5 separate regions of the Mus musculus genome follow, and regions 2, 3, 4 and 5 are each linked to region 1. A link is a loop called in an ENCODE intact Hi-C map of the cell type or tissue named here. Cell type or tissue: left cerebral cortex. All regions are shown on one strand. Region 1 holds the start of Mapk8 (mitogen-activated protein kinase 8). Region 2 overlaps Frmpd2. Region 3 has its middle 9.7 kb from the start of Ptpn20. Region 4 overlaps Arhgap22 (Rho GTPase activating protein 22). Region 5 overlaps Frmpd2.

The links. Hi-C counts contacts between places; a loop is a spot of excess contacts. Peaks named below come from ENCODE experiments on the same cell type or tissue, not always from the same donor. Only the 100,000 strongest peaks of a DNase experiment are listed, where the experiment ranks them.
Region 2: a loop joins it to region 1, with 6 times the contacts of the local background. A loop is called at or near these places in 5 of 42 quality-filtered maps.
Region 3: a loop joins it to region 1, with 4 times the contacts of the local background. A loop is called at or near these places in 2 of 42 quality-filtered maps.
Region 4: a loop joins it to region 1, with 2.6 times the contacts of the local background. A loop is called at or near these places in 3 of 42 quality-filtered maps.
Region 5: it touches region 1 in a loop (4-fold over the local background); 5 of 42 quality-filtered maps call a loop at or near these places.

The regions. Positions count from the first base shown.
Region 1 is chr14:33,445,009-33,450,008 of GRCm38, reverse strand. It overlaps Mapk8 (mitogen-activated protein kinase 8), which reads left to right and starts at 2,851. Exons shown (of 12, transcript NM_001310454.1): 1 at 2,851-2,994. In left cerebral cortex, a CTCF peak has its summit at 2,900; DNase peaks (open chromatin) are centred at 484, 2,745 and 3,259; H3K4me3 peaks cover 2,064 bases; H3K27ac peaks cover 1,396 bases.
Region 2 is chr14:33,529,054-33,534,053 of GRCm38, reverse strand. It overlaps Frmpd2, which reads right to left. Exons shown (of 30, transcript XM_017316244.1): 16 at 3,422-3,626. Among named protein-coding and RNA genes, the nearest start is that of Frmpd2, 48 kb to the right of the region's middle. In left cerebral cortex, a CTCF peak has its summit at 328 (motif pointing right); DNase peaks (open chromatin) are centred at 371, 757, 1,043 and 2,510; H3K27ac peaks cover 3,547 bases.
Region 3 is chr14:33,577,069-33,582,068 of GRCm38, reverse strand. No RefSeq gene overlaps it. Among named protein-coding and RNA genes, the nearest start is that of Ptpn20, 9.7 kb to the left of the region's middle. In left cerebral cortex, a CTCF peak has its summit at 2,212 (motif pointing right); DNase peaks (open chromatin) are centred at 1,940 and 2,113.
Region 4 is chr14:33,316,936-33,321,935 of GRCm38, reverse strand. All of the region lies in intron 4 of Arhgap22 (Rho GTPase activating protein 22), which reads right to left. Among named protein-coding and RNA genes, the nearest start is that of Gm41130, 87 kb to the right of the region's middle. In left cerebral cortex, CTCF peaks have their summits at 2,098 and 2,297 (motif pointing right); DNase peaks (open chromatin) are centred at 1,640 and 2,265; H3K4me3 peaks cover 1,217 bases.
Region 5 is chr14:33,518,495-33,523,494 of GRCm38, reverse strand. Frmpd2 reads right to left here. Exons shown (of 30, transcript XM_017316244.1): 14 at 481-666. Among named protein-coding and RNA genes, the nearest start is that of Frmpd2, 37 kb to the right of the region's middle. In left cerebral cortex, no CTCF peak of the experiment used is centred here; DNase peaks (open chromatin) are centred at 1,778 and 2,522; H3K27ac peaks cover 2,057 bases.

The DNA of each region.
Region 1 (5,000 bases):
GAGGCAGGTGGATTTCTGAGTTTGAGGCCAGCCTGGTCTACAGAGTGAGTTCCAGGACAGCCAGGCCTACACAGAGAAACCCTGTCTCGTAAAAAAACAAAACAAAACAAAACAAAACAACCAAAAAAAAAAAACAAAAACAAAAAAAGAGAAATACATAACTGAGTATCATTCATCTTGGTTATCCTACTGTATTAGAGAACAATTTGTCTTCTCACCTCTGCTCTCCTGAAGGCTCTGTGTCTTTTCATTAGCATCAGAGGGCCTCCGGGATCATCTCTGAGTTGGGGAGGTGAGGCAAATCCTGTTCTATTACAGGGCCCTGGCAATGAGACAGTAGGCACATGTATCATACCTGCTTGCTGAGGGCCTCAAAATCCTGCCTCCCACAGACAAGGGTTCTTTAACTGGGTGTTAGAAGCTCCTGTCACTTACTGGCACCATAAAGAACAGTTTCAAAACCAACCTCTAATTGAGGTACTTTTGGCAAAAGCTAGAAATTCATAGGCATCCTTCTGCCAAGGGTTATTGATAGAATGCATGCTTGCCCATCTGGTAGGAATTGCAGTTTGGCATCTCAAGGATAAGGAGAGATTTGCCAATGGAACAGACAGGGGAAGCCATAACAGTGGGTCTTCCCTAAAGTCATCCGAAGGAAAAGGCCAGGAAGAGGGTAGAGTGGTAATTTTATGGGGGAGGGGGGAGAGTGTTCTGCCCCACTCTATCCCATATAGCTCCTGAGTAAGCAACACAGAAACATCAGACTTTATTAACAAACTGCTGGCACTGTGCAGGACAGGTTCTGAGCTTTTCCAACCCCCACCGTTAGGATATTAATAATAAGGTAAATGCCCTGTCACCTGCCATCTGAGTCTGGTTCTGCTCCATGTCTGTCCTCAGCTTCTCTTGGCCATGTGCTCATGGTCCATCCTGACTCATGGCGACCTCCTTCTTCCCTCTCCTCTGTCCTCCTCTTGGTCTCTACTTGAGATCCACTCACTCTCTCTGAAGTCCTGCCTTCCTCTGTCCCCTGCCCAGACACAAGCTCTAGCCTTTTATTCACCAATCAGAGATTACTGGGGAGCATTCTTGACAGCACAATGCCCACTTTCAGACTGCAGCCTGATCTTGGGGTGCAGAACTCAGCATCTGAATACACAGTGCACAAGACCAACCCCAACAAAAGGGTGCTGTCTTTGCCACCACAGGGGATCTATACATGTCCTGCAGTACCTTTGACCTATGAACTATAAGTAGAAACATACTCTGGAAGAGAAGAAAGTTTTTAGTAAGAATTGTAGAGGGAGAAGAGGCCCACCTTGAGAGATCAAGAAAAGCATTCTGTGATAAGAGGTTTGTTTGTTTGTTTTTTGTCAAGATGTCAGTACAATCATGCTCTCCACTGCTGAAGACATACCAGGGCCTTCCCATTACACCTGTAATAAAAACACCTCCAACACAGGATTTTGTTTTTATCAGTCTTCTCATTTTGCAATGTCTTCTTTGGTGTCCCAATAGAGCTGGCCTGTCTTCAGTTTTCCCAGTCTACCCCGTTCTGGAACTCCTTGTTCGCACATCAAGTTAACTCGGACATAATCCCTGGTCAAACCTGTTCTCAAATTAGGAGGCAGCTCCTTAGAGAAGGCTTTCCTGGCCTTATTAATACATTGGTTCCTTTCATAGTTGGATGTGTCCTTAATTTGCATTTTAGTGTCGATTTGATTTGGTGTATAGTTTATTATCTTGATACCACAAGAATTCTCTATAAGTTCTACTTATTGCTAGTGCTAGTACACTGCCTTTAAGAGAATAGGCAAGCAATAAAATATTTACTGGAGAAATAAGAAATTAAAATTAAAAAATTGCTGAGAGATAAAATGGGGGGAGAATAAATGAATGAGTGCTCACATTTGCTTCATGATAGCATCCCTGGAGAAAGACCATTTTAACATGTAATGGGAACAGTCTACCTGAATTTACTCAATACATATTTGTATATTTTGGAAATCACAGTATACTACACAGGTGTAAGAGAGACTGCCCTTTATTTCCTACTGTCAAAGCAATTGTCATACTTTTTTTCCAAGTTTAATATACTGTGCATGTAATATATTTTATATAAACGTAGAATCATTCTATATGTATGTGTTGCTTCTTTCTCTTAGTGATATTCTCCGTTGTTGGCGAGAATGCCTTTGAACTCTTTAAAGTGCTAAATATATTTTGCCTCATGAATGATAGTGATTTAAATACCTTTCCATCCATTGTCGAGGCTCGTCAGTTTATCCGTGAATAGTTAATATTTGCGAGAGCCGCAAGGACTTGCAGGTAAATCAGGTAAGGCAAAAAATCTGGAGCAGGAGGGTTTGGGGGGTAAAAGGAGGTAACTTCTTCCAGGGAGCTAGAGAACATCTACTCCTTGGTGGGTGGTAGGCCCTTGAAGAGTATCTGTCAAACCAGGACTCTCCGTGGTTCAGGTGTGTGCCCTGGCACGCGTGCCTGACCTTCAAACACTAACCCCTCCTCCCCGCGAGGCTAGCAACCATGCAGGCTTAAGCTATGACTGGTGTTTCGCCGCCACGCGCCGCCACGTGCCATCGCAGACCCGCCCCCTGCTGCTCCCGGCCCCGCCCCTCACACGCGGCCGCCCAGACGCTGCTCGCGGCCCCGCCCTCAGGGGAAAACCTCCGCTACTGCAGCCCGCCCCCCAGTGTAGCCACGCCCAAGTCGCGGGGCCACGCCCTCGTAATCCGGGCCCCCGGGGCTGGCCCGCCCCTAGGCCGCTCGCCGGCGCGGAGGCGGGGCCCTGCGCGATGACGTGGGCGGGCGTGCGCGTTGACGGCCCGCGTCTCTGTTAGTCAGCGGAGCGGCCGAGGCCGGACGTTGCGGCCGAAACGCGGAGCCGCGAACAGGATTGAGTAGCGGCCGCGGCCACCGCAGGACGGCGCCGTTCTCCGCTACGGGCTTCCAGGTCGCCGTTGGCTGCACTGCCGGGTGAGTGCGCGGGCGCCGCGGCTCGGGCGGCCGCCGCTTTTCCCCGGCCGTGACCCCCTCCCGGGAACGCGCGCGGGGCGGGGGCGGCGCGGGAACAATAGCGCGGGCGGCGGGGGCAGCGGGGGGCGTGGTCCACTCCGCGCGACCTGGCTTCACCGCTCCGGCCGGCTTCCACGTCGCGCGGGGGGAAATGGAGCGGGTGGGCGGCAAGTTCGGAGGTGCTCCCGCGGAGGTCGGGCCGACGCGACCGTGCATACGTCTCCCGCACCCACGGGGAGCGTGTTTTGACTGTGGGCGGTTTCTTTGTGCGGACGTGAGTGCCGCGACGCCGAGAAGAGCCGGGTGGCCGCGAGCGCGCCGGCCTGCGGGCCGCGCCTTGAGAGGGGCGCCTGCCGCTGACCTTTTGACTTTCCCCCGCCGCTGTCCCTTTGTCTTGCGCTTGGGTTCCTAGTCCAGACAAGGTAGAACCAAGTCCATTGTAAAGTACCGTAAGGAACGCATTACATTGTTATTCCCGAAAGTTTCCCATCCCACCGGGAATTTAATATCATGTTGACTGCACAGTGTCCGGTAGTTTCTATTTTTACTTCTGAAATTAAGTGATCTTTTCAGTAGAATTCTGGTCTGCCGGTCTATTGTGTTTTGAGATCAGCTTCCACCAAGTACCTGGTCAGTTAGAACATGTTTATTTCATTCATTCATTTGGCAACAGTTAGTGCTGTATCCAGGTGGAGAAGATGTGAAGGCCAAGAGAAAGACCCTTAAAAATTAGGGTAGTATGGAACAGAATAGATGTGCCTTTAAATGAGACGATTATGTAAGGGATGTATGTTAAGTAAGGTATTTGGCTCATTTGACTGGAACTTCCAAGGATAGTGTTAGGAAGAATATCCAGGTTTGGCTTAAATATACTACCTTTATTCTTAAATCCCACCCCCCCCTTGTCAATTTTCGTATCATTGGTAATGGTTACTTCAGTTCTCTTATTGAGGCTGTTAAACTTGGAAGGTTTACTTCTGTGTCTGACGAAGTAATCAAAATGGTACTTAGAGGCCTATTTTGCATCATTTCCCCATCACCAAGCATGGAAGTCATACTCATTGGGTTGATTGAAAGACTTTTATAGACAAAAATTTAAAATAAAGCCTTAAATTCTCCACGAAGTTTCAGATGTGTCACATACCACTCTCAGTTGGCTAGATCATAAATTAATAGAGGATGTTACCTGTTAAAGACCACCAAAGGGTTTGGAATCACTTTTTCACTTCTAGGTTAACTATTCCTGATTTTTTTCTATATAGTTAATAAAATAGAGGATTATGGCTTGTGTGTATAGTCATAAAAAGTTGAGTAGCCATACTTAAAAGTCAGAGATGCTCCAAACTCTCCAAATGAAACACTTACAGTGTCTTGTAGATAAAGGGGATTTACTTGGTACTCTGTCATCAAAGTTGAGAACTTTGTCCACTTCTAGTATTTTAGGTAAGAGCTTTCTCTAGTCATGTATGAATACACCCAGACACAACAGTGATGTTTCATTAAGAATCTAGCATGATTGCATTTATCTCCCTTAAAAAAACTTATGACGGTGGGTGTGCCTGCATGATGTTTTTGTGGGGTGGGGTCACACATGCCACTGTGTGCATGTGAAAGCCTAAGAGCAACTGTGTGGGCTTCATTCTCTTCTTCCACCTTTCTGTGGGGTCTGGACATGGAACTGGGTTCCCCTGCTTCCAGGAACCTTTACCCAGTGAGCCATATTTATCTTTTTGTGACTATTATTTCACAAGGGTTTCGATGATTTAAGTTTGAAAATCAACATGTAAATGTATCTTACAAATATTTCTAGTAGTTCAGCGCTGCTTAATTTCTTTAGAGGTGCTTACTAGAAAGGTTAAATCTTAACTTGTATTTAACCAACTCACAAAGCATATGGGTTTAAAAATCCAAGTTTTGGTGCATTTCCACTATTTGAAAAGTATCTTTTCAGTATGAAAGTAGTTCAG
Region 2 (5,000 bases), 84 kb before region 1:
CTGTTCACAGTAGTAAAACCCTAAGAAAAACTGACACCAATATGTGGGTGCTCGGATCTTGGGAACAGCCAGCAGCAGGCCTCCAGCGCAGCCAACCACCAAAGTAGTGCTATCTAGCCTGTCCCTGATATCCTTACCACACTGGTTACATACCTGGACATCAGGAAGGGATTCTGGTGCAGGCAGCTGCCCATGGACCCTCTCTGGGTCCCCAATTCTGGGAGGCAGACCAAAGCAACTCTTTCCAAGTTGGGAGGAGCCTCATTCCCCTTGACTCTGGCCTTGCAGAAAATGCAACCCAATTTGACCAAAACCCACTAGGGGTCAGCCCTAAACCAGCAAAGAACCAAGGGTGTATGAGTCAGAGATGGGCCAGCCCTTTGGGAATTTGGAGGGCATCAGTCTTCCAAAACCAAGTACACAGGGAGAGACACTGGCAGTCGAACAGGCTCAAGAAAAGGAAAAATCCCAGAACCCAAGGAGGACCAGAGTGAGGCCTGGGAATGCAGTGGTGCCCTTTGAAGAACAGCAAGGGCTTGCTTATCTGGCCTGGGTTTCTGTGGCTCCTGTAATCTGGCCCATCCAGGAAACCGTCTCTCAATTGTTAAAAATCCACCAAAACTTACTGTTGGTCTCAGAAGGACAATGGTATAAGTCAGCTATTACATGAGGAGTCACATTCACAGACAGAAAGTAGATAGTGGGTGCTAAGAACTGGGTAGCAGGTTAGGCTCGGGTGGGAGGGAGTGCTGACGAAAAGTGGTTTCTACATGGGCAGATGAGGAGTCCCCAGAAGGGTGGTGAGGCCCAACAGCAATGTAAATGTATCCAATGTCACTGCCTTAGAAACAACCAAATAGAAAGCATAAAATGGTTATGATTTTATGCCTTGTGTATTTTACCTCAAGAGTGTTTTTTTTTTCCTTCTTCTTCTTCTTATTAAAATGCCAACCTCTCAAAATCCATTTACTGAAAACTTCCACATTCTGGCTTCAGAGCTGAGGATACAACTGGCGCATTGCTATTCTTGGGAGTCTCTGAGCTTAGAGCAGACGGATGAGAGCGTGTGCTTCTCAGGACGGGCACACACAGGGAGAGGCTGTCTTAGATGGAGCCAGTGCAGCCGCAGAGAAGCCAGCCCTTTGCCAGGCAGTCAGGAAAAGGCTTCAGAGAAGTGACCAGAGGCAAGTGGACAGCATCTCTGTACTCAGAAGCTCTGTGTAAATAACTTCTATGAATGGCATGGGTGATGAGGGTCCCCTTAGGGTCAATGCCACAGGCTGCCAGTCATTCCCACTCTGACTGTAGCCTGCATACCATCAGCAAGACCCGCTCTTTCCCACAAGATCTGGCCTGCCATTTCTGCCTATCTGTGGGCACCAGGAGGCATGGACCATGTCTTTGCTGCAAATACTGAATCCACAGCACCTACCCAGGACAGGACAGGCATGTAGTAGATTCTAAAGAAACCACTCCAGTTGGACTGACAGGACAAGGGACAATATACTCCTAAGGACATGCTTCTACCTAAATCACACACCTTATAGTTTCCAACATTTCCCATATTCACATCACCAGGCAGTAACCAAGCTTCCAGTATATGAACCTTTTTGGAAGGCACTTTATATCCAAACATGAGCAGAGACCTTTAGAGGAATGAGGTAGTAGAACCCCACTTCCTTTCTCTCGCTATCCTTTCTCCCCTACCCACCATAAATGAATAAGCTTCTTTTACCACATACATACTCCTGTCATGGCATGCAACTGGTCCCAAATCAGTAAGGTCAGTTGACTATGGACTGAAAACTGTGAACCAGTATTGACCTTACCTCCTTTTAAGTTTATTTGCCTGAAGGGATTTTGTTATAGCAACCGAGAGCCAGCACTCTGGCTTTCTTCTGCATTTTCTGTTTTTCTTTACATTTTAATAAATATATGGTAAAAGATGGCGCCAAACCCACTGACACTCACACATTGAAATGAGGCCCATTTCTATTCCCTTTGATCTATATGAGCCCAGGAATGATGGCAGAAGTGAGGGTGTGCTGGCTCTGGAATACGTGGTATGGCCACTGGCAAGCTTTTAGGTCCTCAGAGCTCAGAGCAGCAGCGCAGACCCTCAATGGAGCCACTGTGTGGAAAGGGCCTGAGGCTGCAAAGGAGGCTGAGGGTTCCAGCATGGAGTATCCTAATCCCCTCCATACAGGGGCCACCCTCCGAAGACCATCATGCCCTCAATAGTACACAAAGCGGAGATCTGCCTCCTTTCCTAAGCCATGAAGCTGTGAAGCAGGATAATAGGATGGCCGCCAGTCTGCTTCGCTATTCCTGGGGCACTTTGTCATGGAGACTCACAGTGAGGTTTGCTTCCTCCATATGGATTGACGTTTGCACTGCATAGAGAGGTGTGTCTGCATCGGCAGAATTGGTCAATAATTCCTAAGCATTACTTTAAGGTGTCTGTGTATATGTGTATATTTTAGTTCAAATGAATCATCTGTTTCCTCCTGCTAAAGCAGATGTATACCTCATCTCCCTCCAAAGCAGATCCTGCCACCCCCTCCACAGTAAGCAGCCTGGAAATCTGTGCTATTTATGTAATTGACTTGTAAGCGTGATCCAAGTTCTAGGCTATTTTTAAATGTATGGATCATTGTTTTACATTGGAACCCTGCATTAGGAGCTCTCTGCATTCACATTTGAATTTGGATGACGAGCTGTGGGGCTAGAGAGGTGCGGCAGGTCAGGGGTCAAGTATGATCTCCCGCACAGGCTGCTGTGTTTGCATCCTAGCCCTTGAGTTTCCCCTTCTGGAAAATGGGGGAAAATAATACAAACAACTTCACAGCATTGTATGGGTTAAGTCAGCTGGGGAACAGATGCCCAGAGCAGTACCTGGCTTATGTTTTTTTGTTTTTGTTTTTGTTTTCTTTTGTTTTTTCGAGACAGGGTTTCTCTGTATAGCCCTGGCTGTCCTGGAACTCACTTTGTAGACCAGGCTGGCCTCAAACTCAGAAATCTGCCTGCCTCTGCCTCCCAAGTGCTGGGATTAAAGGTGTGTGCCACCACACCCAGCTGTACCTGGCTTATGATAACTCATGGCTTATAATAACTCATGGCTTATGATAGCCCAGCAGTGCATTACTGGCATTTGCTAATTTTACCTTCTTCAGCTTCCTGTCACCAGTAGTTCTCTCTCTACAAGAAGGTCTGAACAGAAGAATATGAGAGTAGCATCCAGCCCTAGGGCAGTCAGCTTAAACAGTGGCCTATGGGCCATCTTTGGATCTCGTTAATAGCAACCCGGTGAACATCCATGTTCTTAGGCATTAAAGTCCACAGACTTTAAAGCTCCAGGTACAGCTGGGCCCACTGCACCACATGCCTGGTGGTCTGGGCTCTGAAGAAAGATGAAGCCTACCTGCTTCCGATTCTCTCCTTCCCAGGCTCCTTGAAACCTTGCTTGTTCTCCATGGATGTGCCCAGTTGGCCTCCTGTGGCATCCTGCAACCTGGGTACACACAACTCATTTTCTGAGCAGGACAGTTTCTGAATCCAAGTGATAGGGTTGGCCTGTGTCTGGTGTGCAGAACTCAAGCTGGCTATTTGTGCAAACTTATCCTGACCTGAATTGGGGGGAAAAGACAGTCATACACATGAGATTACGTTGGCTTCACTCGTTGCTCTTGATACAGTAACACACTCCTGACCATGATTAGTCAGTCTCTCTCTCTCTCTCTCTCTCTCTCTCTCTCTCTCTCTCTCTCTCTCTCTCCCAGCTCTTTTTCTGCACTGAGAGACTTAAAAACTGTCCCCTGCTAACTTGGGGAGTTATTGTGCCTAGCCCCCAAATAAAAGTTCTTCTAATAAGTACTTGCTAATAAAAGATGCTTTGGAAACGTAGGAAGAGAGATGAGATGGTCTCTGAGCGGATAGACTGGGAGCCAGGAACCAGTTCTAACTTGTGCAACTCGAAGCTCCAGCAGGGCCTAGACAAAATTAGCTGTCCCAGCTCATTCTGCATTTATCCTCACAGGCCTGCCCTTGCAAACAGTCCTGTAACAAAGCACCAGGCATCCCAGATCAGGCTCTCCCTGTGTAATACAATCTTTGATATCAACGTAGCTTACTTTGCCCCAGAAGTCAGAGTCTCCTGCCAGATCCTATAAGAACACATTAGAAGTGCTGGCCCTTGGCCTTGCAGTGGTGGTGCACGCCTTTAATCCCAGCACTTGGGAGGCAGAGGCAGGTAGATTTCTGAGTTCGGGTCCAGCCTGGTCTACAGAATGAGTTCCAGCCAGAGCTACACAGAAAAACCCTGTCTCGAAAAACCAAGAAAGAAAGAAAGAAAGAAAGAAAGAAAGAAAGAAAGAAAGAAAGAAAGAAAGAAAGAAGGAAGGAAGGAAGTGCTGGCCCTCAGCTTCAATCCTTTCTCCCTTCTCAGAAGGCTTAAGAAACGACTCTGGCAAGACACTGAAAATGAGGCTGTGGTCATGAGGAATACCACACTCCACTATTTGTATTACTTAGACAAAAATGAGACTTCACTAAAAGATCTCTTAGTTTAACAAGGCCTTGGTCAAAACTGCATCTTTCTGTTGCCAAGAATGTCCCAAAGACATTGGCATTCTGAGAGGGCAGTGTCTGTCCACTGCCACGGTGCACTGGGAAATTCACAAGATAACTGTGATGTCAGGAATGCAGCTGATGAACATCTGATTTTGTCTGGATGTTGAAGGGCTCAAGCCCAGGTTAGTTACAGCATCCCAAACACCCAAGAAGCATCCTGAACTAAGGGGAAAGTCACTGGGGTGAGACCCTGGGCAGCAGAAGAGTAGTCCTGTAAGCAAAGGCTCAGAGAAAGACCAAGCACACCCCAAAGCTCAAGACCCGCCCGCAAAGAGGGCTGATTAAAGACTTCAAGCCCACTCCAGGTAGCATTGAAACTGATGTCTGGCATCTGGGGGCCGGGGAGAATTCTCAGTCTTGCAAGCACCAGG
Region 3 (5,000 bases), 130 kb before region 1:
ATGGTTCATTGTCCCACAAAGGTCCCATTTAGAGCTAAGCACTCCAAAGTTACTTATTCTCTGCATGTGACCAGTTGTGGTCTCTGTATTTATTGCCATTTAATGAGGAATGAGAGATACACTAATCTATGGCTCTAAAGATAAAAACTTATGGATCCGTTGATCACTATGTGTTTGGTCCAATTTGGCCTTGGTTTGGGCCTTGAGGACAAACCTGAGCCTGGCTGGATTTTCAAGACCTGTTATTCACTTGAGAATGACTCAGCACGACCTACTGCCCTGAATGAGACTGCCTCCGCCTAACTACCACTGATGTATCAATTTCTTATAGGCCCCATGATATCACCCTACACCCCTCATCATCTCACTCCACCCCATATGTCATCTCACCCCATACTTCTATCCCCACCTCCTTGCACTGTCTATATAAGAAAATTGCTGCCACATTAAAGCGAGTTCCTGCTTTGACAAGACTCCCGACCTGGTGTGTTTCTTTTGGGCCATCAATATTTGCCATCCCGCTCAGCCCAGAACAGGCCGGGTTAGACCAGGTTCTCTCCTCTCACCTGGACCTGCCTGCAAAGAGCCGACAACTATGTCCATTCAGCAGAACAATAGAACTAAATTAGATATAAGGAAAGAAACCTAATTGGATTTAAAGTCTGTATCACACAATGAAACCTATGCCTGGGCCAAATTTCCATAGCTGGCATAGTTCTTCTTCATAGTCTCCAAGGCCCATGCTTAAGCTCAAGGTCAGAGCTTTCCAGAGCTTAGAGCCTAGAAAAGCAGGTAATAAAAAGCAAGAAATACTGACACAAACCTAAGGATGGTAATAAACACCTTTAATACCAGCATTCAGGAATTCTATGCAGAAGGATCAAGAGTTTGTAGCCAAGTTGGGGAAGAGATTCGCTGATAAAGTACATGCTGTAAAAGTATGAGGACCTGGGTTCAGATCCCCAGAAGGGAAGTGAAAAGCTGGACACAGTGGCACATGTTTAAAATACTAACACTAGGGGTGGGTGTGGAACTGGCAGGTCCCTAAAGCTCATAGTGAAACTCCTGATCTTGAATAAATAAACAAACAAATGAATGAATCAACAAAAATGAGTGAATGAATAAATACATGAATAAATATGGAACATGAGCTAACACCTTCTTCTACCTTCTATACATGTCCACATACATGTGGGGACATCTACATTAATAATTACATACAACATATATCATACACACACATCACAAAACACACACGCACACACGTGCGCGCACACACACACACACACACAGTGTGGGAAAGAATGTGTCTTAGGGTTTTACTGCCGTGAACAGACAACATGACCAAGGCAACTCTTATAAAGGACAACATTTTAATTGGGACTGGCTTACAGTTTCAGTCCATTATCATCAAGGTGAGAATGTGGCAACATCCAGGCGGACCTGGTACAGGAGGGAGCTGAGAGTTCTATATCTTCATCTCAAAGCCACTAGGAGAAGACTGGCTTCCAGGCAGCTAGGATGAGGGTCTTAGAGCCCACACCTACCATGACACACTTCCACCAACAAAGCCACATCTACTAATAGTATCGTTCCCTAGGCCAAACATATTCAAACCACCACAGTGTTTGTGTGTGTGTGTGTGTGTGTGTGTGTGTGTGTGTGTGAGAGAGAGAGAGAGAGAGAGAGAGAGAGAGAGAGAGAGAGAGAGAAAATGAGACTGCGACTCAGGCAGGCTAGGCTACAGAGTGAATCCCAGACCAGTGTGGGAGCCTGTCATAGGAGAAGAAATGGGAAAATAGAAATAGTGACACAGAAACAGAATAATCCCCTGAGTGACATTTACCATCCACAGCACCCCTGGTGCGAGCCTCTGCTTGGCTGCTCAGTTTATTTTGGGATGGAATTCTTCACAGCCAGAACTAAATATGAGATGATGAGAACCATGAGCTTAAAAGAAGCTGTGTGGCCTCTCTGTGTGCTGCTTTCTTCCTGCCCGGCTTTGAGACACTTGCCATAAAAGACTCTATAAAAATAAATTGAGCGAAGTCTAATTTCAATAAAAGTCCCAGCAGAGACTGAAAACCATTTTATTTAAAGAACAGGAGGACATGCACTTCCCTCGCCTTGGATTCCTGGATGCCTAGTCCCTGAGCCTGGCAGATGGCAGATACCCCATGAATATAAAATGATGGTTCCACTAGGTGGCGACTAACCCATCTACAGCTTCAATGTACCCATTTCTCTGCAAGTGGAAGCTCAAGGAAGGAAACTGTGGGCTTTGCCTGGAGATTGCCACATGAGGGCCTGCCACAAACTCTTGCATATCCACATCCAGTTCTACATATTAACTATAAAATAATGGTACACCACAAAGCTAAATGCACACTGCCAGGTTCTAATAGACACGCTGGACTCAGGGCTTTTGGTCCTATGAGTTACTACTTGGTCAGAGCCAAGCCTTGTGCTTTATAGAGGGAATTCAGATGTTGCCAATTTATTGTCTAGTATTATTTAAACTTAACAGAGTGCAACTTCTTTGTGTTATTCTCCAGTGTCATTCAAACTTGCCCTAGTGTCTTTTTTCCCCCACTGGGCTCTTGCCTGTAACATTTCGGGCTGGTCCACAATGTACCCAGAACAGTCCCATTTCAGCATAAGGCTCACTCTGGCTTACTAATTGCTAGGCCCCATTCTGTATTCCTACCTGTGGGTAAGGGAGCTCTGTAGTCTTGGCCTTTCTCCCTCCTTTCTCCTTAGACACATGCCCTACCCACCAGACTCAGGTTCTGGCACCTCTGCAGTTGTTCAGCAGGTCATTGAGTTGAGTAAAAGATACTCATTGGTTTCTCAGGTATCACCCTGCAGGAAATCACATCTAACTTTATTGCACATGGCCTCCACCCGCTGTGGTAATCACTCACCATGAGGTCTCCAGCAGCCACTGCAGGGCAGAGCTCCTAGATATTTGGCTCAGAAGCTCAGTCATATAGTCCCAAAGACCTGGGTTCTCTCCATCTTCCTGCTCTGGCCTTCATAACACTGATTTCGTTTGGCTGACTCTTAACATTAGTTCTACTCTTCAGGTCCTGGGAAGGCCATCAGAATTTACCCAGTGGGGTGCATAAATAACTACTTGTAAATTGCTTCTATAGATTTCATAGAGGAATGTTTCTAAAACACCCACTCCTCCAAATACCTATATGTCCCCTGAATTAAATACAGTGGTTCATTCTATCACCACCAAGAGGCATTTCTCCGAGGGCCGCCAGCCAAGCATATCCAACAGGAAAAAGAATGTCATGATGCTGAAAAGACCATTCATAGTCTATTCTATCCCTAGTCAGAGCACACTGGCATAGAGAGTAGAAGCAGAAAGAATTTGGAGCCTGTTGATCTTGAACAACTTCTTACCAAAAAGGAGGGTCAAGGGTCAGTCAGCCACAGGTGAGTCTAAAATAAGCAGAGGATTACAGCATCCATCATTCCCGCTCCTGCTCCTCCGATGGCCCTCAGTTGTGCCTACTTAACCTCACATCCAGGCTCCTACTGTTGCTCTACAGTTGATCAGTGTGTGCAGCACATCTATCTCTAGATTCCTTTCTACACAGTCTCTGGTAGACAAAACCATGGCTCTTGTTTCTTTGAGGCCTTAGTAATCACATTCTCTGCAAAAGAGTACAACACAACCTCACCTCTATGATACTCTGCATCTTGGGAAATCTCAAATCCTAAGTGTGTAGAACCAAACCTATCACCAAATAGATTATTCTTCAATAGTCCCTGCGTTAGTCAGCTTTCTGTTACTGTAGCAAAATATCTAAGACTATCTGCTTCAAAAAGAGGAAAGGTTTATTTAGACTCTCACTTTGGGAGGTTTCAGTCCATTATCATTTGGTCTGACTGTATTTGGGCCTGTCTTCCTTTTGCCAATTGTTTCTCTAGTGCATAAAGCCGATTACTCTCTCCAATATGAATTCTCTAACAAACAGCAACTGAGAATCCAAGCTTCTTCACTCATAATCCGCCCCACCCATTGGCTCCTCCTCTACCTCAACTTTCCACTGCCCCATGCCCTATAACACATGACTCTCCTCATTCAAGGTTCACCCCTCTGGTTAGGGTAGACAACTTCTTTTAAGTTTAAAATGTACCTGTTGTTTATATGATGGTTTGTGTACCATCATTCTGGCACCAAAGCTGTGGATATAATACTATTTCATGTGTTCGTATTTCATCTCCTCCATAGCAAGCAGGATCCCCATAGATATCCATACCCACATTCATCATCTCCTTAGCCTATGTACTGAGTGCTCAAAAAAATATATGTCAAGATGAAACAGATACTGGTTTTCCAATATTCTTTTGGTTCCTTTTATCTCCATGATTGCATTCTGCAACAGGCCTCATGTAATAAAGAGAAAGAATTGCTTTAGATAATTTTAATTTGTGAAAAACTGCTACAAGTACCACAGTATTATGTAGACAGACTGGTGAGCAGTCATAGGCAACGCAGATGCAGTCAGTCGATGCAGCTGACTGGCTTTGCCCTTGGGCTATATAGATCTGTAGTTTTCTTCGGGACCCATTCAGACAGAATAGGGGGACAGCCATGGAGTAGTTCAAGTAGAGTTTGGAATTTCCTCACTTCGTTTAATTAAACCTTTTTGTTTTGAAATAAACAACACAGAGGATCCTCTCTGCCCAGTTTGCCCAAATGGTAGCATCTTGCAAAACTGTGATACAATACCACAATGGTGGATGGGTTGTAACCCATCCATCCTGATCAGGTCCTCTCTGATTTTTTTTACTCATGTGTGCTAAATGCCATATAATTTTCTCCTCACAGAGATGCACACAATCACTATAATACCACAGCCAATATTACAGGGTAGTTCCATCATTGTGGGGATGATCCCCTGTTGCCATCTCTCAACACACGCCTTCCCACTCTCCTCTCTATCCTCCTTAACTTCCATCTCCCTTTTCTAGAATGTTGT
Region 4 (5,000 bases), 130 kb after region 1:
CACCAGATGGGCCACACGCATTCACATGTGTTAAACGAGTCAAGAGTTTGTAAAAACATTTGGAGATTTTTTTTTACATTAAGAAGCCGAGTCCTGCAGGCCATGGTGGCTCCCGCCTTTAATCCCAGCACTTGGGAGGCAGAAGCAGGCGCATCTCTGTGAGTCAGAGGGCAGCCTGGTCCACAGTGCAAGTTCCAAGGCAGTCAGAGCTACATAGTGAGGTTCTGTCTCAAGAAAAGGAGGGGGAGGGGGGGAGGAGGAAGAGGAAGAGGAGGAGGAGGAGGAAGAAGAGGAGGAAGGGGAAGAGGAGGAGAGGAGGAGGAAGAGGAGGAGGTGGAGGAAGAGGAGGAGGTGGAGGAAGAAAAGTAGAAGCCTTTCTGGAGCCATGGACTCTCTCTAGCTGCATGGATTTCCTCCTCCTGCTGGGCACTTCCTGGCTGCCCACCCTGGCATCCCATAACACTAAACGCAACCAGCCCCATTTATTTCCAGGGGCAGAAGGACCTTTGTGAAAGCATTCTCACTGGGTTCCTGCTTCCAGCTCCGGCTCATCCCTGGTGGTGGAGACCAGTAGGATGACACTGCCAGGCCAGGCTGCTCCTCACTGGGGTGGGCATAGCCAAGGATGGGGGGGTGGGGGCTCTATTGTTCTAGATAAGCCTTACAAGCAGGAGGTGCCCCCAGGGCTCCTTCTAGGGTGCTCACTGAACACATGACTTGCCCTAAGCAAGTCTTTGCAGATCTACCCTTGCCCCTGAGACTCACACAAGCCTTGTTTACTGAGAAGGGGTCAGAAAAGACCAAAGAGACCTACCTAGGCCCCGCCCCCACAAAATCCTTGCCTTTGGACTCTGACCTGCCCGCAGAAAGCAAGCTGCAAGCCCCTCCCCTGGAATCCCATTGTTGCCCTGGCTAAGTTGGCTCTCTGCCCGGGCCCCCAAGCATGAAGCCCCACAAGCCACATTCTTTCATTTTTCTTTTTAAAATCAAATGCTAAGGAAAACGGTTGCAGTGGGACAGCCGTAACAGCGCAATCTAGACATTTCCATTTGGTTCTGGCTGCAGGTCTGGGTCCCGGGTCCTGTCTAAACTCCTGCGGTCAAGTCGGTTCTGTCATGTTGTGGGCCACCCCAAGCCCTTCCTGGAAGAAACCTGGACTTCTGCGGAGTAAGAATCACCCGAGCAAGAGTCCTTCACACTGTTTGACGGGTCCTATACTTTGCAGATGAACAGGACTTATTCTAAGAGCGACAACCAAGCCTTCCTTTCTCCCTTCCTTTATGAGTTCAGAGGTTCACATAGGGCATTCCTGAAACTTTCAGTTCTCAGGTCTTTAGGCGATTACTACAGGCAGGAAGGGTGTTAGGGTTGGGCAAGTTTGGGAAGTGAAATAAAGGGATGTGCCCCTTGACCAGAAGGGCTCCTTTCGGCGCGGCAAGGGTTAAGTCAGACGGCTCTGGCCACAGCCTAGGGAGGCCGGACCTCGGGCAGCCGCTGGTGTCCCGAGCGTTCAGCTCTGGGCCCTCTCCAAGCCGGCTACATTCCAGAAGCAGCTCCGCTCGCAGGTTCCGCTGCGACTTTGGAAAAGTCTGAGTCAGGCCCCCTTAGTCCAAGTCTGTGACAGAGGCGGATGAGGAGAATGAATGGCCCGCCCCCTCCGGGCGGTAAAGCCGCACAGGCGTCGCAGGCGCTGGCCCGGTTGTCCCCGTCGGGAACCGGTCTGCTACTGCCGTGCTCCTCGGACCCCTCAGCCCTGTGCCTCGGTGGACTTGATGGACCTGCCGCTCATGCCCACCGACTGCCCCGGATCCCCACTCTGCGCTGTTCCGCGCGTACCCTTGGCTCTCTCCCCGCGTCCCGGAGTTAGGGGGAGGCCCCGGCGAGAGTTAGAGCCCGGGAGCTGCGGCAAAGCCGGGCAGGTGCGGGCAGCAGCAGGACGTGGGGACCCGGGCGGGGGTTGTGCCTGCGGCTGCAGCGCGGCGCACGTGCGCGCCCGGAGTTACCTTTGGGCGCTCGCAGGTGTCCTCTCCAGTCCTTGCAGCAACACAGCCCCATGGCACCGCCGCTCCCGGGCCGCTCGCCTCCGCTCCCCGCCCCCGCCGACACCCCTGGAGCGGCGCGGCTGGCGCGCACTAGCCCGCTGGGCTCGTGGAGCGCACCGGGACTCCGTTCCCTCCCTGGTCCTCGCGAACGCGCAGATCACGCCGCGCGCCGCTTTTATGCTCGGCCGGGACGGCGCCCTCCCCACGGCCCGTTACTCTCCTCCGGCGCCGAGCCCAGCGCACCCAGCGGCCGCCAGGGGGCGCTGAGTCAATCACTACATTCTTCCTAGTCCGCTTCAGAGCCCACCAAGGGCGGCGCGACCACCGAAGCCAGATCGCTGGGCGCAAGAGGATGAAGTGTCCTTGCGCGACAAGGATGGCTCCTCCCCCTCCAGCATCCTTTAAACAGTCACCTCAGCCTTCTGCTAGACGGAAAGGGGGTGTGGTCTAAAGCCACCTGGCTCTTTTTCTCAGCCCACCTGAACTGTGTCACAAGAAAAAAAAAGTTTGCACTGGGTAGATGGTTGATCCTACTGGGACTGTTTCTCCCTGTGAAAGATCACTTGGCTCAATGTAAAAGTTGCACACAAATACACACACACAGAGAGAGAGAGAGAGAGAGAGAGAGAGAGAGAGAGAGAGAGAGAGAGAGAGGGAGAGGGAGAGGGAGAGGGAGAGGGAGAGGGAGAGGGAGAGAGAGAGAGAGAGAGAATAAATATATTTTTCCCTATTAAAAATACTAATACCCTGGGACCCAGCAACTCCATTCCCTAGTTTGTGCCCCACAAGAATTCTTGTCCACATGGCTAGGGAAACTATGTATAGGGGCCATTCATTGCAGCCTTGCTGGCAACTGTTTAACACTAGAGCCAGCAAAATGTTTCTCAGTAAAGGAATTTTCTAATGCATGGTGATAAAGTGGAGCATGGTAGTTGGGGTGGATCTACTGAGAGGGGCTTGATGTGCCCAGGTAAAACACCACCAGGTGTTCTAGACACTTGGGAGGTGGAAATCCAGGCTTGCTTCTTTTTGGGATGGGGGGGGGGGGGTGAAAAAAGGGGTGGATTTTAAGAGGCTTGTTTCCTACCAGGAAGGTGTATTCATGTGCTGTGTAACACGCAAGTGAGACTAATCATATTCTCTCATGTGTTTGCTTGGCACAGGTTCATTATGTTTTCTGCTTACTTTTGTGTGGTGTTGGGGATGGACTCATAAGCCCAGCCCCCAACCCCCTGCCAAGAGTGCTCAGTTGTTGTTTCTTCTTGCAGACCCCACTAGCATCTGCCACTGCCTGGCTCTGATGCAGGGCTGTGGCCTTAGGCTAGCCTGGGACCTCTCCTTTCATCTCCCAGCACAGAGTTGTTCAGGGAGGGTTGTGTGGTACAGTGTGCTGGGAGACCAAAGCTGTCCAGTGTGGGCAGAAGAGCTAAGCAGACAGGGAGGATTGCTGACTGGGGCAAGCCAGGAAAAGGTTTTCCCAAGTCTTCATTCAAAAGGGAGATTAACAGCAGCAGGCAGATCTCTGCCTCCCTCTCTTTGACTCCCTAGAAAACCTGGATGGGGCTTTGGGAGAGTCTCAGGGTGTCCGCAGCAGATCCAGAAAGAATGTTTTTACTCAGAACTTGGAAGGAGCTTACAAAGAGAGCACCAGAGAAAAGCCAGCCAGCCCTGACTTCTTGTTGCTGCCAAGTCACTTATACAGTTAGCACTAGGCAAGATCACTTCGTCACAGACAGCTTAATGAGGCCCCAGGAATTCCAGGCTGGAGCTCCCAGCATTCAGGGAGAGCATCCGAGGGGGAGCAAGCCCCTGGGGGAGTTGTTCAACAGCCAAGTCCTACATTTGGGAAGCAGGATTTAAAAGAAAACATCATAGTGGCCATTGGAGGTCTCTTGTTTATCTTTCTAAGAGGAAGTGGCAAAGCCGCATCGTTCGAATGAGCCTATAACTGAGAGTCGGCGTCCCAGTTGAACCGTTCAAATATATTTTGGGACACTCTACTTTTCAAAGTGGTTTTAAATACTAGCTCCTAGGCAGTTGGGCAGACAAATAGGAAGTCAGGAGCTTCTATCATTTCTGCCTTTGGTTTCAAACCCTTTAATTCCTGGTTATATATTGTGGTTTTTATAGTTTTCCTGTTGTATGATATCCTTGAGTGAAAAGGAAAATAGCATTCAGTAGATACTTCCTACTATGTGCAATTCACAGATGTTAATATTTGTTAACTATAAAACAACCCCACTAGGCACCTGCTATAGTATTCCATTTACAGAAGAAAAAAGAATTGAAATTTGAGAAGGTGAAGAGACTTGCAGACTTGCTTATAGTCAGGGAGTTGAGAAAGAGGTGACCAGCCAAGCAGGTGGATGAATGGATGTGTGAAAAGGTTGGTGGAGGAAGAGTAATGGATGGATTAGTGGGTTAATGGTCAGATAGGTGTGTGGATAGGTGGGGGTAGATTAACGGATAAGCAGATGGACATGCAGATAGGTGAATTAATGGATAGCTGATTGAATAGATGAGTGAGAGGGTGGCTGGATGGATGGAAAAATAATTGAATAGAAGGTTGGGTGGGTAGAGCCTGACTATTGGCTAGAAGAATAAGTGGGGAGGTAAATGGATGAATTAATAGGTGGATGGATGGCTAAAGGGATGTGAATGGAAGTGAACAGATGAATGTATGTTGGTCAATGGTTAGTTAAAAAGATGGACGGATGGACAGATGGATGGGTGGATGGTATTTCCTAAATTTGGCCCAGGGTCTTAGGCTACAATGGAAAAATATTATATACTAAGCACAGAATTTGGTTTAAAATACAGTTTCCTAAACATAGCTTTGCACCCCAAATTGTGTGTGATCCTAAACTCTCTGGAAATGAGCCAGTATCAGGACCATTTAAATTGGTAGGGCTCTAGACTCAATCCTCTCTGGGCTGGGGGTGCGGAGGGGGCCCCCAT
Region 5 (5,000 bases), 73 kb before region 1:
ATTTCAGTGGCCATCCAACACCGTCTGCCAGGGTACCTACAGTCCGTCTGAGACACACCAGGCACCTGAGTACTGTGTGCAAAGGAGGCACAAATCCCCAGGGCAGGTGCTTCACAACCTTGCAGACTCCTGTTAACCTCACTTCATTTTTTCCTTCAGATCCCAGTTGTCCCTGCTTTGGGCACAGATGGACTCCCCTGAGTTAGGGAGAGCGCATGGAGAAAAATATAGCACTTGAGGCTATAGGTCATTTATAGAGACTAAAAGCAAGACAGCAAGGGGTAGCATGAGGGAAAAATAAAGGCTTCCTGGGGATCGCCCAACCCCCATCTGCTTAAGTATTTGATCCTCCCAAATATATCCGTGTACCAGAACACAGGTTGTATGTGAATACATCAAGAGAAATTTATCTAGCACTTAAAATGGTCACAGATCAAGAGAAAGGGAGGCATGGGTGGCTATCATCTAAGCTTCACTCACATGAGTTGAAATCATCCCAGTTTCTCTCCATGGAAACTGGGATGTTGCGATTCTGCGGCTGCCTCTCACTTCATAGACAATGATGCCTTTGGTGCAGACCCCCAAGGCCATTTTCCCTTCTGGCCTCTTCTTCTCTGGGGAAACACGGTGAACCAGGACTCCATATTCTGGAAGTTGCTGAACAATCTGGAGGGAAGAAAAGGCCAATTTAGGACCTGTGAAGTCGCCAGTTCAAAATGATGACCCTTGACCCCTTGTGTGAAAAAGGTCCATCATTGCTAATCAAGGTGAAGAGGGATTCGGCTAGACAATTCTTTCTTACTCTGGAATATAGCTACACCATGGATATGATGACATTTTTTCCTTCTTTTTTTCTCTTTGAACCTAAAGAACTCTTCATTTGCGGAATCCCAGGAAGAGCATCTGAGACACATATCTTTAATATAGGACACTAGGATATAAAGATGGTGAAGAGGTGTTTCTTAGGATTCAGACTCTTTTGGAACATCCCCAAGTCAAAATATGGATGCGGCCATATGTATGTGGTTCGATTTAAGAACAATAGCTTCAATTTCTTTGTACTACACATATCAGAACAATTTACTGCTAGTGGGTAGGATGTTCCAGCTTTTACTTTAGTAAGCTTAGAGAAAAATCAGAAATACATTCTCCTATATCTGAGAGACAAATCATTCAATTGATCCAAGTAGTGAGTCTAAATTCCTTGGAGGCAGGAATGGGGATCTGAATAGAAGAGTCTGCTTGATTCCAAGAATTCACTCTCAACAACTAAAACTCAGAGCATCCCTAAAGACTAGGAACATAGATAAATACACATAATGTTTTCTAGGACATCTTCAATCTGTTAAAAGTAAAACACTGTACCTGTCTCCTGTCTCCCACGGTGCCCTTCCTCAACCCTTCTACCATGGTCCCCTGCTCCCCCAGCAGCAGAGAACAAAGTGAGATTGGAACCAAGCCATCCTAACTGTCCCTTGCTGTCCTGCCACCTCCCCGGCACTGAAGAACAAAGCACATGCAGCACCTGGGGATGCATCCATTACTCATTAGACGCTGAGTAGAAAAACCACAGGATGTAACCAATGTGATTCCAACATTGTTTCTACATAAAACATCCCAATCCCAATGCCTAGCCCAGTGGGGACAGTTCAAGCACTCAGGACGCCTGGAAAACAGTGGGCTAACCTTGAACAGGTTGTTCAGGGATTCACACACTCCCACAGCTGTGGATCTGCCAGACTGAGGGTGGTGTTAAACAGTGCCCACACTGGGCTGCTGCCAAGTCTGCTGCCAGTGGGAGGAAATGAATTGGCGGAGTACAGCATCCGTGAACCAAGCCTCAGGCAGCCACCTGAGAATAATTTCCTCTTTTTTAGGAAGAGAAGAGCCTAGAGGAGCTATAATTAACTATCTAGTGACTCTCTGTGGCTCAGCAGCCATGTGTTAGGCTCTGTGGCTCTGGGGTACTGCTGGTATTGACATCCTGGTTAGAGGGACAAGAAATACCTAGGAGGGGTACAAGATGCCTCCACAGTATGTAGCCTCAGTGGTTAAACTGAGCACTGCCAACACTGGTGTGACCCCACATATGAGATTCTGCCCCTAATAAATGAAACAGAAATACAGCCAATGATAGGTACAGAAAAAATACTAATTTCAGTATTGCATATTGGAATTATTTATAAGGCATGGAATATAGTGCTGAGGGAGAATATGTGTTGACTCAAAGTACATTTTCAATTCTTTTGCAATGCAGGGTTATATGAATACATAGAAGTACTTAAGTAATATATGCCGATTTTAAATGCATATATACATATAAAAATACATATAGAAGTGTGACTATATCGAAATGCAAGTGTGTTCATTCTCTGAGGTGTCGTGACAGGGAAATGCTTTCTTCACATTTGGGAGAACACTGACAAACTCAAACTGTGATACGGATGCTTCACATGGGTGCAAAGCTAATTGTTTTCAACACTCTGTATGGAGAACAGGCAGCCTATGAGTTAGTCACTATGTCAGGCCACCAAAGGAAAGAGTAGGAGCCAGAGTGTGTCTCAACATGAATGAACATTGCATGCAAATGATCGAAATCTGCCCAATGTTTTTTGTGAAGCTAGGAAGAAAAAAAAAACCCTTCAGCCTTAGGCTTGTAAGATGGTAGCTATTTTTACAGTCACTTTTCATGGATCTGTCTACAAGTGGAGGGAGAATGAGACCGAGCCCTCACATGAAGCTCAGTCCTGAACAGGCTGCAAGCACATTCACCCCACAGTAGTGACCTGCAGGGTGAAGTCCTTGATCTCAGCTCAGTTCTCCAGCTCATGGCTGCTCATCATCTGAAGACTTTGAGGTCTCCATGTGTTCCTCACCAAGGGAATGTTCTTGACAGGGAACATGTATGAGGCTGGACTAGGGGGTTTAGGGAGTGTTTCTGGTGGGACTTAGACGCTGCCCCCCGTATTAGGTGTTGGACTCATCTTCCTAGGTGACTGGCCAAAAAGAAAAGGCAAAACCCTGCTTTTCCAGTGTTTATCTCAATCACTTCTCTTCTTAAAGGCAAAAACAAACAAACAAACAAACAAACAAACACATGGAGAGAATATTTTGCCCTAAGTTAGAAGGCTTAGATACAGACACATGTACACACCCTGGCATGTCCTTTTGAAAGACTATTCCCCAAATCTGAAGGTCTAGCTACATAAACCTTTTTTAGAGGATCCTCCCCATTCATATGCCCAATGCTCATGTTCCTGCAAAGAGGCTACTCCTGTCTCATCTCACTGCTCACTGGCATTGGTCCTAGTCTCTCTGATCATCTATCACACTGTGCCTACCCCAGATACACAGTTGTCATCCCAAGACCTGGGACCCACCAGTGATAGGAACACGGGGGGCTTGTCTCCATGCCCCACAGCACCTGGCCAGCAGTGATGGGAGACAGTGGAGGGAGCAAAGCGGTCATGGTCCTGGTATTCTCCAGTGTGTGAGACAGATGTGCTATGGCTTTAAGGTGAGGAGAGAGGAGGAAACAGAAGGGAGCTACACCCAATACGGCTGTGCTGACAGGGGCCCAGAAGGCTGCACACAAGGAATCTCCCGACAGCTCTGCCCAGCTCCTAGCCTCATTCTCTACCTCAGCCATCCTCTTTCTCATCTGTGAGGTCTCCCTGTCCACAGGGAAGTGCCATGAATGCCCCTCTAAGGTCAAAGCTAGGCCTCATGACACCCAGCTACACCAATAGATCCTATCCCTTTGAGGGGTAATTTCTTTTTCTTTTTTAATTAGGTATTTTCCTCATTTATATTTCCAATGCTATCCCAAAAGTACCCCATACCCTCCCCCCCCCTTCCTTACCACCCACTCCCACTTTTTGGCCTTGGCATTCCCCTGTACTGGGGCATATTAAGTTTGCAAGTCCAATGGGCCTCTCTTTCCAGTGATGGCCGACTAGGAAATCTTTTGATACACATTCAGCTAGAGTCAAGAACTCCGGGGTACTGGTTAGTTCATAACGTTGTTCCACCCATAGGGTTGCAGATCCCTTCAGCTCCTTGGTTATTTTCTCTAGCTCCTCCATTGGGGGCCCTGTGATCCATCCAATAGCTGACTGTGAGCATCCACTTAATGTGTTTGCTAGGCCCCAGCGTGGTCTCACAAGAGACAGCTATATCAGGGCCTTTCAGCAAAATCTTGCTAGTGTATGCAATGGTGTCAGCGTTTGGAGGCTGATTATGGGATGGATCCCTGGATATGGCAATCTCTAGATGGTCCATCCTTTTGTCTCAGCTCCAAACGTTGTCTCTGTAACTTCTTCCATGGGTATTTTGTTCCCAATTCTAAGAAAGGGCAAAGTGTCCACACTTTGGTCTTTGTTCTTCTTGAGTTTCTTGTGTTTTGCAAATTGTAACTTATATCTTGGGTATTCTAAGTTTCTGGGCTAATATCCACTTATCAGTGAGTACATATTATTTGAGTTCTTTTGTGATTGTGTTACCTCACTCAGGATGATGCCCTCCAGGTCCAACCATTTGCCTAGGAATTTCATAAATTCATTCTTTTTAATAGCTGAGTAGTACTCCATTGTGCAAATGTACCACATTTTTTGTATCCATTCCTCTGTTGAGGGGCATCTGGGTTCTTTCCAGCTTCTGGCTATTATAAATAAGGCTGCTATGAACATAGTGGAGCATGTTTCTTTCTTACTAGTTGGAACATCTTCTGGATATATGACCAGGAGAGGTATTGCGGGATTCTCTAATAGTACCATTTCCAATTTTCTGAGGAACCGCCGGACTGATTTCCAGAGTGGTTGCACAAGCTTGCAATCCCACCAACAATGGAGGAGTGTTCCTCTTTCTCCACATCCTCGCCAGCATCTGCTGTCACCTGAATTCTTGATCTTAGCCATTCTGAATGGTGTGAGATGGAATCTCAGGGTTGTTTTGATTTGCATTTCCCTGATGATTAAGGATGCTGAACATTTTTTCAGATG